2 separate regions of the Homo sapiens genome follow, and region 1 is linked to region 2. Evidence: chromatin contacts called from ENCODE Hi-C or POLR2A ChIA-PET data. All regions are on one chromosome and are shown on one strand. The core of a region is the stretch at or near the end of the contact, and the rest is flanking DNA. Distances in the headings are between cores, read along the strand shown. Region 1 overlaps BCAS1 (brain enriched myelin associated protein 1). Region 2 overlaps LOC105372672 (a long non-coding RNA gene).

What was found. Hi-C counts contacts between places; a loop is a spot of excess contacts on that map. ChIA-PET counts read pairs that join two places held with the same protein, here RNA polymerase II (POLR2A). Pooled maps may share reads with other maps.
Region 1: a loop to region 2 is called in a pooled map, with 4 times the contacts of the local background. The contact joins two enhancer-like sites. A Hi-C loop is called at or near these places in 5 of 50 pooled maps. POLR2A ChIA-PET finds 5 or more read pairs at or near these places in 3 of 52 experiments (MCF 10A, Panc1 and activated CD4-positive, alpha-beta T cell).

The regions. Positions count from the first base shown.
Region 1 is chr20:54,063,090-54,068,882 of GRCh38, forward strand. The region is part of intron 1 of BCAS1 (brain enriched myelin associated protein 1); the gene reads right to left. MIR4756 (microRNA 4756) reads right to left here and starts at 5,396; the gene lies at 5,319-5,396. Within about 2 kb of position 1,387, at least 4 of the 41 ENCODE cell types and tissues checked have a DNase peak (open chromatin) inside an H3K27ac peak, as active enhancers do.
Region 2 is chr20:53,610,294-53,616,520 of GRCh38, forward strand. The region is part of intron 1 of LOC105372672 (a long non-coding RNA gene); the gene reads left to right. Among named protein-coding and RNA genes, the nearest start is that of ZNF217, 20 kb to the left of the region's middle. RefSeq lists an enhancer at 477-526. Within about 2 kb of position 1,423, at least 13 of the 41 ENCODE cell types and tissues checked have a DNase peak (open chromatin) inside an H3K27ac peak, as active enhancers do.

The DNA.
Region 1 (5,793 bases), core at 137-2,636, 450 kb after region 2:
AAGGTCCTGGAACTCGTAATAATGATAACCATATATGACTTGTATGGAGAGCTTGCCGTATGCCAGCCCAGTGCTGAAGCTCTATGTAGACATCAGTGTAGCACATAGGATAGGAATGTGGGCTCTGGAGTTTGGAATCCCTGAGCATCACTGAGCCTCGCTGGGCCTCAGTTTCCTCATCTGTAAAAATGGGGATAATTATAGCCTCCATCTCAAGGGGCTGGTATGGAGTCAAACCAGTGAATATAAGCAAAGTGCCCTGAACAGGGCCTGGCACATAAAGAGGACTGCACAAGAGTTAGCATGAGTAGGACTCTCACGGGTATGATCCTTGCTCTTTGAAGCCAGTTTCTCCCACAGGTGCCCGGTAGTGAGACTCTACCGAGGAATCCAGCAACATTTCTGATTCCTGTGATCCTCTCACCGAAAAGTCAATTTGGGGCCCTGGAATTTGTATTTTTAGCAAATGCCCCAGTGATTCTCATGATCAGACACCTATAGAAAATAGTGTGATGGTGACCATCTTCAAGCTTTTTCCAGGAGTGAGGATGCTCTAGGACACAGGACTCTTATGTTAAAATTGGAAAACCCTGGGCAAACCAGAATGACTTGGGTGGAGACTTTTTTTTAAATCCCCGTTTAATAGATGGGAAAACTGAGGCTCAAGGCAGTTCAGACAGTAATTCTTGTCTGTAATAGTTTTCTCCCATTTCTCAAAAAGGAGAAAAATAAATCAGATAGAGTTTTTCATGATAAACGTACAATTGAAAGAGCTAACTTTCATTTTTGAAAAAGAAAAAGTTTGAATGGGGTGTTAAAATGCCCTTTCTTTCATGAACTGATTATATGAGTGTTTTGTCTTTATGACCTTATTTTACATTAAACATACGAAGCTATGGTGGGTGGAGGGGTGTTGTTTTTGAAATTAGACTTGTGTTTGAGGGTTTGGCACTTTGCCACTGGGGGTTGATTGTGGAGGTTCAGATGAGAAAGCCCCTTCACTTCCCCGCCTCCTGCCTGTGTTATGGGGGCCCATGCCCAGACTGGGCTGCATGTGAGAACCTCCCACAGAGTTCTGAGATCCCCATGCCCAGGCCCCTGCCAAACTGATGACAGCAGATTCTCTGGGGTGGGGCTGGGCATCGGGGTACTTTCAAGATCTCTAGGTGATTTCCATGGCTGAGAGCCCCTGTTTTGGATATTTCTGGGGTGAGTGAGTGAGTGTCTCCTGGGGTCAGAACTCTCCTGGCTGCTGCCTACCCTGACCTAGACAACCAAACCCACGGATTCTCAGACGGAGGAATAGCTCAGGCTTCGGAGTCCACAGACCACCATCACCCAGGCACCTGAATACACTCACAACCCTTCTAGGGGCACTGCTTTGCTGACGCACTGTTTCGTGAGCTTGCAAATCAAGAGAACTGTCCTGGGCCTCCAGCTTCCCTTCCCCCAGAACTGGCGGGCAGGGCAGGCTTTCCAGCTGGTTATTCAGAAGCAAGCCCAGATGCCCCACCGGAGGTGGGTGGAGGCTGCCCTCCGCAGTCTCGCTCTCCTGCATCTCTGGGGTTCCCCTCTCTCCTCTTGAGAACAAGAGATCTGGAGTGAGACAGGCATCCGTAAAATCCCACGATCGTGAGGCTTTGGGCAAAGCACTTGACCCTTCTGAAAGTATCTTTCTTGTGGAAAATGACAGTATTCATAATGGTGGCAATAATAAACACATTTAGAGTGTTTTCTCTGTGCTGAGCAGTTCTGATTTGCATATATTTGCCTCTCTTGGTCCTCCCAACAACTCTCTGAGTTAGGTACTTTTATTTTCCCAGTTGTCTTATGAGAAGCCGGAGCACAGAGAGGTTGAGTGGCATGTCCTGATACATCGTGGTACCGTGCGAAGGGGTAAATGTGATGGGAAAGTGCCTGGCAGGGCGAGCACCTAGTAGCTATTAGTGATATAGATGTCCCAAACTCAACTCATGATGGTTCGACTGACAATATTTCAACTTTATGATGAGTATCTATCTATCATCTATCTATCTATCTATCTATCTATCTATCTATCTATCTATCTATCTATCATCTACTTTATCTATCTATCTCACACACACTATATATATAACATATTTACAATGTTTAGGGTATTTTATTTTGGTACCAATTTTCCAGGACTATATATCTATATTTCATATTTTGGATATCTTGTCCTATTCCTCGATGACTTACATTGCTTTGCTAAACGTTTTCTCCTTGGAAATATGCTGTTCTTTGTTTCTCCCTCACAATAAGTGGAGCACAGCGTTTCTGGAGTCAGGAGCGATTTTGGCCCCGAAGGGGCATTTGGAAATGCCTGCATGCAGTTTTGATAGTCACGGTTCAGCTTTGGGGGGCGTGCACTGGTATCCGGTGGGTAGAGGCTGGGGACGCTGCTACATACCCTGCAATGCCAAGGACCGCCCCCTTCCCCCAGCGAAGAATTGTCTGCTTTGCTGAGGGTCGCTAGTGCTGATATTGAGGGGCCCTGCTCTAGTGCCTGGACTTGGGGATGTTCTCCTCGTGTTTGTAGCCAGGTGTCACCTAGGGATCTGCATTTCTGAAAAGCACGTGAGTAAATTCGTCTGTGGTGGTGAAATAGCGCAAGCCCTCTGCCTGGGCTCCCCTCTGGCTCACCCTGGCCATATGCATAAGCCCTGGCTCCGTGTCTGAGAAGTGAGGGGTGGAGGGAAGGACCATAATAGATTCCTTGCGTGGAGCTCCTGTGAAGATTAGAAGGGTGTGGCCCATGTGTTGTATAACTGGGTGGCTGGTGCACAGCAGCTGAGGAATAGAGATAAGCTGTTAGTATAAGCAGTAAATAAAATGGACCATACATTAGCAGTAGTAATACCTAATATTTTTGTAGCGCCTACCTTATGCCAGCCATTGCTCTGAATGCTTCTCTGTGTTAACTCACAGCTTCCTTATCAGAACCCGATGAGGCAGGTATTTTTTTTCTTTTTTTTTTTTTGAGGCGAAGTCTGGCTCTGTCGCCCAGGCTGGAGTGCAGTGGCGCCATTTCGGCTCACTGCAAGCTCCGTCTCCCGGGTTCACACCATTCTCCTGCCTCAGTCTCCCGAGTAGCTGGGACTACAGGCGCCTGCCACCACGCCCGGCTAATTTTTTGTATTTTTGGTAGAGACGGGGTTTCCCCGTGTTAGCCAGGATGGTCTCGATCTCCTGACCTCGTGATCCGCCCGCCTTGGCCTCCCAAAGTGCTGGGATTACAGGCGTGAGCCACCGGGCCCGGCCGAGGCAGGTATTTTTATTGTCCCCATTTTACAGATGCAGAACCTGAGCCCAGGGAACTTAAACTCCTCACTTAAGATCATGCTATGGATTGAAATGTGTCCTTCCAAAATTCGTGTTGGATTCGTGTTGAAGCCCTAACGTGCAATATGACTGCATTTGGAAATGTGGCCTCTAAGGAATCAAGGCTAAATGAAATCAGAAGGGTGGACCTTGATCTGATAGAATTAGTGTCATTATAAAAAGAGACACCAAAGAGCTCTCTCTGTCTCTCTCTCAACCGTGTGAGGACACAGCAAGAAGGCAGCTGTTGGCTAGCCAGAAAGAGTGGTCTCACCAGAAATGCATCGGCCAGAACCTTGATCTTGGACTTCCAGCCTCCAGAACTATGAGAAAACAAAAATGACTGTTGTTTAAGCCACCTAGTCTGTGGTGTTTTGGTTACCACAGCCCAAGCTGACTAATACAGATCATCTTCTAGTAAGTGGGAGAATGAGGACTTAACCCTCGCAAACTCAAGTCCAGAGTTTAGACTTTTAACTTTTCTATTTTCATACTTTCTACTGTCTCTTCTGCTGTATAAGTGATGTTATAGTTTTATGAAATATTTATATGTAATATAATAGAACATGGAATAGAAAATATTTCCTGCATATTCATTCTTGCAATGAGAAAATTATAACTAGGCAAGGAATATATATGGTACAATCTAAAGTGAGGATTAGGCCGGGCGCTGTGGCTCATGCCTGTAATCCCAGCAGTTTGGGAGGCTGAGGTGGGTGGATCACTTGAGGTCAGGTGTTTGAGACCATCCTGGCCAACATGGCGCAACCCTGTCTCTACTAAAAATACAAAAATTAGCCAGATGTGGAGGCACAATGCCTGTAATCCCAGCTACTTGGGAGGCTGAGGCAGGAGAATCGCTTGAACCCAGGAAGCGGAGGTTGCAGTGAGCCGAGATCACACCGCTGCACTCCAGCCTGAGCGACAGAATGAAACTCTCTCAATAAGTAAATAAATAAATCAAATAAAGTGAGGATTGAACAATTGAAGGGTCACTGATAATCACTGTAAGGATTTAGCGCCAGGGCTTGGCAGTACTCAGGTGAGTAAACGTTAGTTATTGCTAATATTATTCATTTATCTTATTATTGTTATAATTGAGTTAGTTCTGTGTTCTGATCCATGAGTGAATTGGCCTCCTGGAAGCTGCCCTCAAATCCCTCCTCTTTTACACAGTGATTGATGGTCCATGTCGCCTCCTTGTAGTTACAGATTAATAATAGGCCCTCCTCCTGGAAACAGGCCAAACGCCAAACCCCATGCAAGCTGGCCTGGAGAAAGCACTTCTGAAACTTCATCACCAGCAGGCAGCTAGACGACTGTTGAATGGGAGGGGGGGTGGTTTTGAAGGGTGGAATGGTGACAGAATTAGTCACCAAGTAAACAAGCAACACCTTCGATCAATGCAATGGAATGTAGGTAACCCAGGGGCCCTCCTCACTGCTCAGCTGAGGGTGACGCCAACATGGCCAGGCTGGCACACCCAGCAGAACCAGCCCTCTGCCCCCAACATCAGTAAAGACCTTGCAGGAGGAAAGAACAACCCCGCTTTGCCTGCCCCACAGTCCTGCAGCTCCATGTGTGTGCCCGCACAGTGCTAGGAACACGGCAGCTATTATCAGGAGTGCCAGGTACAGTGCTACAGGTTGCCTCCTGTACAAGGGGACACAGGGAACTGAAATCCAGTCCTCACTGAACTGCCCAAGCCCTGATTCCTGGTATGGGACTTTGTGGGTCCAGGGGCAGGGGTGCCTTGATCAAAATCACCTTGGATGTTTTAGGGCTGCTTGGTGATTGATGTTTTGCTTTCGGAGTACTTAATTATGTTTGCACAAACGGATGGTAATCCTAAAAATCTTAGAGCTCGCTCTCATAGTCTTATTATTGCACCAAACATTGTTAAGTGCATGATAATCGCAGGTAATTTTAATTGGAGGCTTACTATGTGCCAGGCAGCACCAGGGTGAGCATAGCAGGACACAAAATATAGGAAGGCAACCATCTCTGGTGCAGAATCGGCAGCAGAGAGTGAGCGCCTCCCTGCATTTTATCCCCCAGGTGCTCACTGGCTTCACCCTTGCCCTGACCCTGGTGCCAGGCACTTCACACACATTGTCTCCTTTTCCCTTGCAGAGTCCCATTATTCCCTGATTGCACAGATAAAGAAACCAAGGCTGAGCAATGCCATCCCCTCATCTCACGAACGTCACCTCCATGAGGGTAGGCACCTTACTAGTCCTACTTGCCCAAGAGTAGCAGTCAGAAAGCTACGGGGAGGCACACCTGGGGTTTGAACCTGGGTCCACGTGACTCAGGCACTCAAATCCTGAACTGCTTCAGGGCAGGGCACTTGGCTTGAAGAGAAGCTGCAGACACAGAGACAATCAAGTCACATCTAATACTCCAGCAGGACAGATGAGCCTGCAAGGTGCAAAGGTACCCCCGCCCCCA
Region 2 (6,227 bases), core at 173-2,672:
TCCATGCATGTGTGGAGGGACACAAATAAAGGAGTGGTTAGTCATCCAAGTTATGTATCCCCACACGATTACATACAGCCATTTTAGAATTAGAAAGCTTTGAAAAATAGGCCATTGGGAAATATTTATAATAGCAAATGAAAAAACCGAGATGCAAAGTTGTATTTTTAATGAACTCTAATTTTTTCTATTAGTAACGAAAAAAGGATGTAATATACATAAAAATATTTAAATTGATTTTATCAGAAAAATTTTAGTACAGACTGAATATTATATGAAAACAAAAAAATTTTATTTCATTAGCTGTAATAATGGCACGGATTATTACAGAATATGCATTATATATATATTTAAAGATGTATACTGAAGGATATAGAAGAATGACATGACATAGGAGAATTTATAATACTTTAGTAAATAAAAAAACAAGAGAATTGAACCAAAGGTGGTTAACATCTTGAAACTAGAACTTGCCCAGGCACCGTGGTTCACGCCTGTAATCCCAGCACTTTGGGAGGCCGAGGCAGGTAGATCATGAGGCCAGGAGATCAAGACCATCCTGGCTAACACGGTGAAACCCCGTCTCTACTAAAAATACAAAAAATTAGCCGGGCGTGGTGGTGGGTGCCTGTAGTCCCAGCTATTTAGGAGGCTGAGGCAGGAGAATGGTGTGAACCCGGGAGGCAGAGATTGCAGTGAGCTGAGATCGTGCCACTGCACTCCAGCCTGGGCGACAGAGCGAGACTCCATCTCAAAAAAAAAAAAAAGAAAAAGAAAAAGAAACTAGAACTGGGCATCAGATATGGGGGTTACTCATTACACTATTTTTATTATTCTCTCTACTTTCGCATACATTTCAAAATTTTTATTAAAATTGTTTCTTTTTTTCTTTTTTTACCCTTAATCCTATGATGGGTTATATTTAAAAATTTTTTTAATGTTTGTTTTTCAATAATGGCATATGTATGACCCTTTTTCTACTTTCTATTTTTCTCTAATTATTTTTCATAATCTACTTATATTACCTTTGAAATAAATTAACATTTATTTTACCAAAAAGTAATTTAAAATAAGAATAGTAAACAGTTCCACAGAAAAGTTTTTCTTGCCATGTAATTCTAGTGAATCCTCAGAATGCTATGATAAGCCTGTGTACCTTAAAATGTGAGCTTCTAAATGGTCCAAATCTTTTGGGACGGCACCGTGCCATCTGAGACTGCTGTAAATATGATCAGCTGATAAAAGGCCAGCTGCAACTAACCATTTTAAAGATTAGGAACCATTTAAAAACACACACACACACACACACACCACCTCTGGCCTCTTAAGTGTTAAGTGGCAAGATACTCTGGTTTATTTCTAAAGTTTCATGCAATAATCACGTAAGCACCGAGCAGGACAGAATTCTACATACCGCCAAGCTGACTCAGAAAGAAGGGTTCCACATTCCTTAATTAGCAGCATGAGAAAAGCACCACTTCCTGCGGTGGAGTTCCCATTTCATCCAGCCACTCCACTGGCTCGGTACATCCTCAAGTCCACGAAAAAGATTTTCATAAAGTCTGGAGACACAGTGTTGTTTAATTTATTTCATTTTACTTTGTTTTGTTTTATCCTACTTTATTCTATTATACTCTATCCTATTATATGTATTCTAATTTTTACAAATTGAAGATGTTTGTAATGACGTAGATTCTTTGTTTCTAGACTTTATGGATGCCTGTATATACTGAAATCACAGTTGGAGGCAGAGTAGGTGAACACTTGACCAACTTGAAAATACAGCTTCTACTTTGGGAGGCCAAGGTGGGAGGATCACTTGAGCCCAGGAGTTTGAGACCAGCCTGAACAACATAGTGAGACCCCCCCATCTCTATTTTTAATCTTTCTTTTTTTTTTTTTTTTTAAGACAGAATCTCACTCTGTCACCCAGGCTACAGTGCAGTGGCATGATCTCGGCTCACTGCAGTCTCCCTGTCCCGGGTTCAAGCAATTCTCATGTCTCAGCCTCCCGAGTAGCTGGGACTACAGGCATGCACCACCATGCTCGGCTAATTTTTGTATTTTTAGTAGAGATGAGGTTTCACCATGTTAGCCAGGCTGTTCTCAAACTCCTGACCTCAAGTGATCTGCCCACGTAAAACTCCCAAATTGCTGGGATTACAGGCGTGAGCCACACACACACCCGCAGCCCCCACCACCACCAGTCGTCTCTATTTTTTAAACGAAAGAAAATACAGCTTTCTTGATTATTAACAGTCAAAAGATTCAAAGTCCTAGACCAGAAGTTTCTTTTTTAGTACCTATGACTTAAGTTTATGATTTGGATTAAAGTTCTCTGGCAGAACACCCACAGGATGCCAAAGCCTGAGGAAGATTTCCGAACAAGATTACACGGTTTTCCAATGGGATACATTTGATCACGTGTGAAAACATGGTGGCAGCACTACTGCAACCTTAAATGAAAGGGCAAATTCTCAGGAAACACATTCTGCTTGTAAATATTGGATGTAACCATTCTAACAGTTATTTACTTTTAACTTGAGAAATTTTAAAGAAATGTAGCCGGGCGCGGTGGCTCATGCCTGTAATCTCAGCACTTTGGGAGGCCGAGGCGGGTGGATCGCCTGAGGTAAGGAGTTCGAGACCAGCCTGGCCAACATGGTGAAACCCCATCTCTACTAAAAATGAAAAATTAGCCGGTCATGGTGGCAGGCGCCTGTATGTAATTCCAGCTACTCGGCAGGCTGAGGCAGGAGACTCGCTTGAACCCAGGAGGTGGAGGTTGCAGTGAGCCGAGATGGCGCCATTGCACTTCAGCCTGGGTGACAGAGCAAGACTCAAAAAAAAAAAAAAAAAATTTCTAGACTTTTTTCCTTTTTCCCTTTCTAAGCTTTTAAAGATTTTATGTCTGTCTTAGTTTTCAAGTTATACAGCAAAACACTGTAGATCCATTACAGAAACACTAAAATTTTAGGGTATAAGAATTCAAAGCTTCTATTATCTGGAACACAAGGGCACCCCTCATTGCCAGTGTATTCTGTTGTGTTCTGTTTGCATAGAATCCAGCCTAAATGCTGCCCACCTGGAGTGAGTTGCTAGATGGACTGAAATAATCCTAGCAAACTTGTAATGGTTTGGGCACAACCACTGCTCCTTTGCCATCTAGCTGGTACTGCTGCTGTTACCAGGTCTGTTAGATAGCGACCGATGAGGCCTCCTGGCCTTGTTGATATTTCTTTGCCTATCAGTGGATCGTTAGTTGGAGTATTTCCTTAGTCACAGACCGGCCTTTTATTGGGATGTTCTCAGTAGGAACTACATTTGCAGATAACAGATGGTTATTTAAATAAGAATGTGAAAAATATATATACTCTTTCTCTTCTGGGGCCTAAGATGGTTTTTTGCTGATTCTTAAACCTGTAGCTGTTTTTATGAGTGGATATCTGATTTTTTAAAAATCTCTCATGACATGTAAATGTTTAAGTTGTTTGAAAACATTTACATTTTCTGACCAGCCAGCAACACTTACAATCTTCCATAGTTCCTAAGATTAAGAAAACAGGAGAAAGCTAGAGAGATTTGGCAAAGTATGTAATAACCTAGCAAGGAAATTCTTGAGCAAGAGTATATGGGTTTGAATTTATTGGAACATTTGAAAGCAATTAAATTTTTTTTCCTCCAAACTTATTTTTGTCCTTTTTAAAGCACACACAGGCAAACAACTGAAAAAGATCATTGCAAGTAAAATGAATCATTAAGCTGATCAAGCCTAGAAACCACCACCAGAAGTATTTATAGCATTATTAGGGTGGAGTATCTATAATCCATTCTCAGACTTATTATAAGTCTCAAGATCCACCCTTTGAAAAGCTAATCCTATCCTCAATCTTCAAATTTAATTAGTATTTATTGATCTCATATGGAACGTCCAGCACAGTGTTAAAAAGGACCATCTTCATCAAAAAAAAAGAAAAATAAAAAAACAAAAAAATGGAAAAAAATAAAGAAATTAAAGAAAAAGCAAATGAAACAAAAGGTACCATCTTCCAAATGTGAGAATAGGTGCTCAAATGATATCTATGGTTCAACTATACATGTGTGTTGAACAAATGTAAATAGCATATAGTAGAAGCCACCGTAAATGAATCAGAATGATTCAGGCTAACTTTACAGTAAACTAGAAGAACACTGCTGTTAGATCTGTGTATCTGCCATATTTCAAATACAAGAGTCCTCACATTTTACAAGGTCACTTAGGAAAGATTAGAGGACACACTCTAATATGCAATGTATAATTCTTTTTTTTTTTTTTTTTTTGAGACGGAGTCTCACTCTGTCACCCAGGCTGGAGTGCAGTGGCACAATCTCGGCTCACTGCAACCTCCGCCTCCTGGGTTTAAGCAATTCTTTGCCTCAGCCTCCTGAGTAGCTGGGATTACAGGCGCCCACCACCACATCCAGATAATTTTTGTATTTTTAGTAGAGATGGGGTTTCACCATCTTGGCCAGGATGATCTTAAACTCCTGACCTTGTGATCCACCCGCCTGGGCCTCCCAAAGTGCTGGGGTTACAGGCATAAGCCACCATGCCTGGCCAATTCTTTTGTTTTTGTTGTTCTGGTCATGCAATGTATAATTCTTTTTTGGTTGTTTGTTTGTTTGTTTTGAGAAGGAGTCTTTGCTCTGTCACCCAGGCTGGAGTGCAGTGGTGCGATCTCAGCTCACTGCAAGTTTCGCTCCTGGGTTCAGGCCATTCTCCTGCCTCAGCCTCCTGAGTAACTGGGACTATAGGCGCCCGCCACCATGTCCAGCTAATTTTTTTGTATTTTTTAGTAGAGACGGGGGTTTCACCATGTTAGCCAGGATGGTCTCAATCTCCTGACCTCGTGATCCACCTGCCTCGGCCTCCCAAACTGCTGGGATTACAGGGGTGAGCCACCATACCTGGCCTTTTTTTTTTTTTTTTTTTTTTTTGAGACGGAGTCTCACTGTATTGGCCAGGCTGGAGTGCAATGGCATGATCTCAACTCCCTGCAACCTCTGCCTCCTGGAGTCAAGCAATTCTCCTGCCTCAGCCTATGAAGTAGCTGGGATTACAGGCACCCGCCACCACGCCCAGATAATTTTTGTATTTTTAGTAGAGATAGGGTTTCACTATGTTGTTGGCCAGTCTGGTCTCAAACTCTTGACCTCAGGTGATCTACCTGCCTCGGCCTCCCAAAGTGCTGGGATTACAGGTGTGAGCCACTGTGCCCGGCCGCAATGTATAATTCTTAAAGAATACTTTTTTATTTTTATGATTAGAAAGCCTTACTTGGCTGGGCATGGTGGCTCACATCTGTAATCCCAGCACTTTGGAAGGCTGAGGCAGGAGGATTGCTCGAGGCCAGGATTTGGAGGCTGCAATGAGCCACGACTGTGCCACTGCACTCCAGCTCGGGCAGGAGAGCAACACCCTGTCACGAAAAAAAAAAAAAATTAATCCCTACATATTATAGAAAATTTCAAAATTGCACCCATAAACCCAACACATAACATGCAGAAATAACCACTGTTCCAATTTTGCTGCCTTCCTGCAGCTTTAAAAAAAAATGGCCATTTTCCAAAACATTATCTGGGCGTGGTGGCATGTGCCTATAGTCCCAGCTACCTGGGAGACTGAGTTGGGAGGATCACCTGAGACCGAGAGTTAGAGGCTGCAGTGAGCCATGATCATGCCGCTGCACTCCAGCCTGGGCAACAGAGCAAGACTCTGTCTCTAATGATTGATAATAATAATAATAATGTAAAGCTTTTTATTTTTCCTTTTTTTGAGACAGGGTCTTGCTTTGCACTGTCCCCCAGGGTGGAGTACAATGTCAGGATCATGGCTGAGACTAAAAGCTCATGCCACCACGCCCAGCTAATCTTGGCTTTTTTTTTTTTTTTTGATAGAGTCTCGCTCTGTCGCCCAGGTTGGAGTGCAGTGGCGAAATCTCGGCTCACTGCAACCTCCACCTCCCAGGTTCAAGCAATTGTCCTGTCTCAGCCTCCCGAGTAGCTGGGAATACTGGCACACGCCATCAAGTCCAGCTAAATTTTGTATTTTTAATAGAGATGGGGTTTTGCCATATTGGTCAGGCTGGTCTCGAACTCCTGACCTCAGGTGATTCACCTGCCTCAGCCTGCAAAGTGCTGAGATTACAGGCTTGAGCCACCACACCCGGCCATCTTTGCATTTTTAT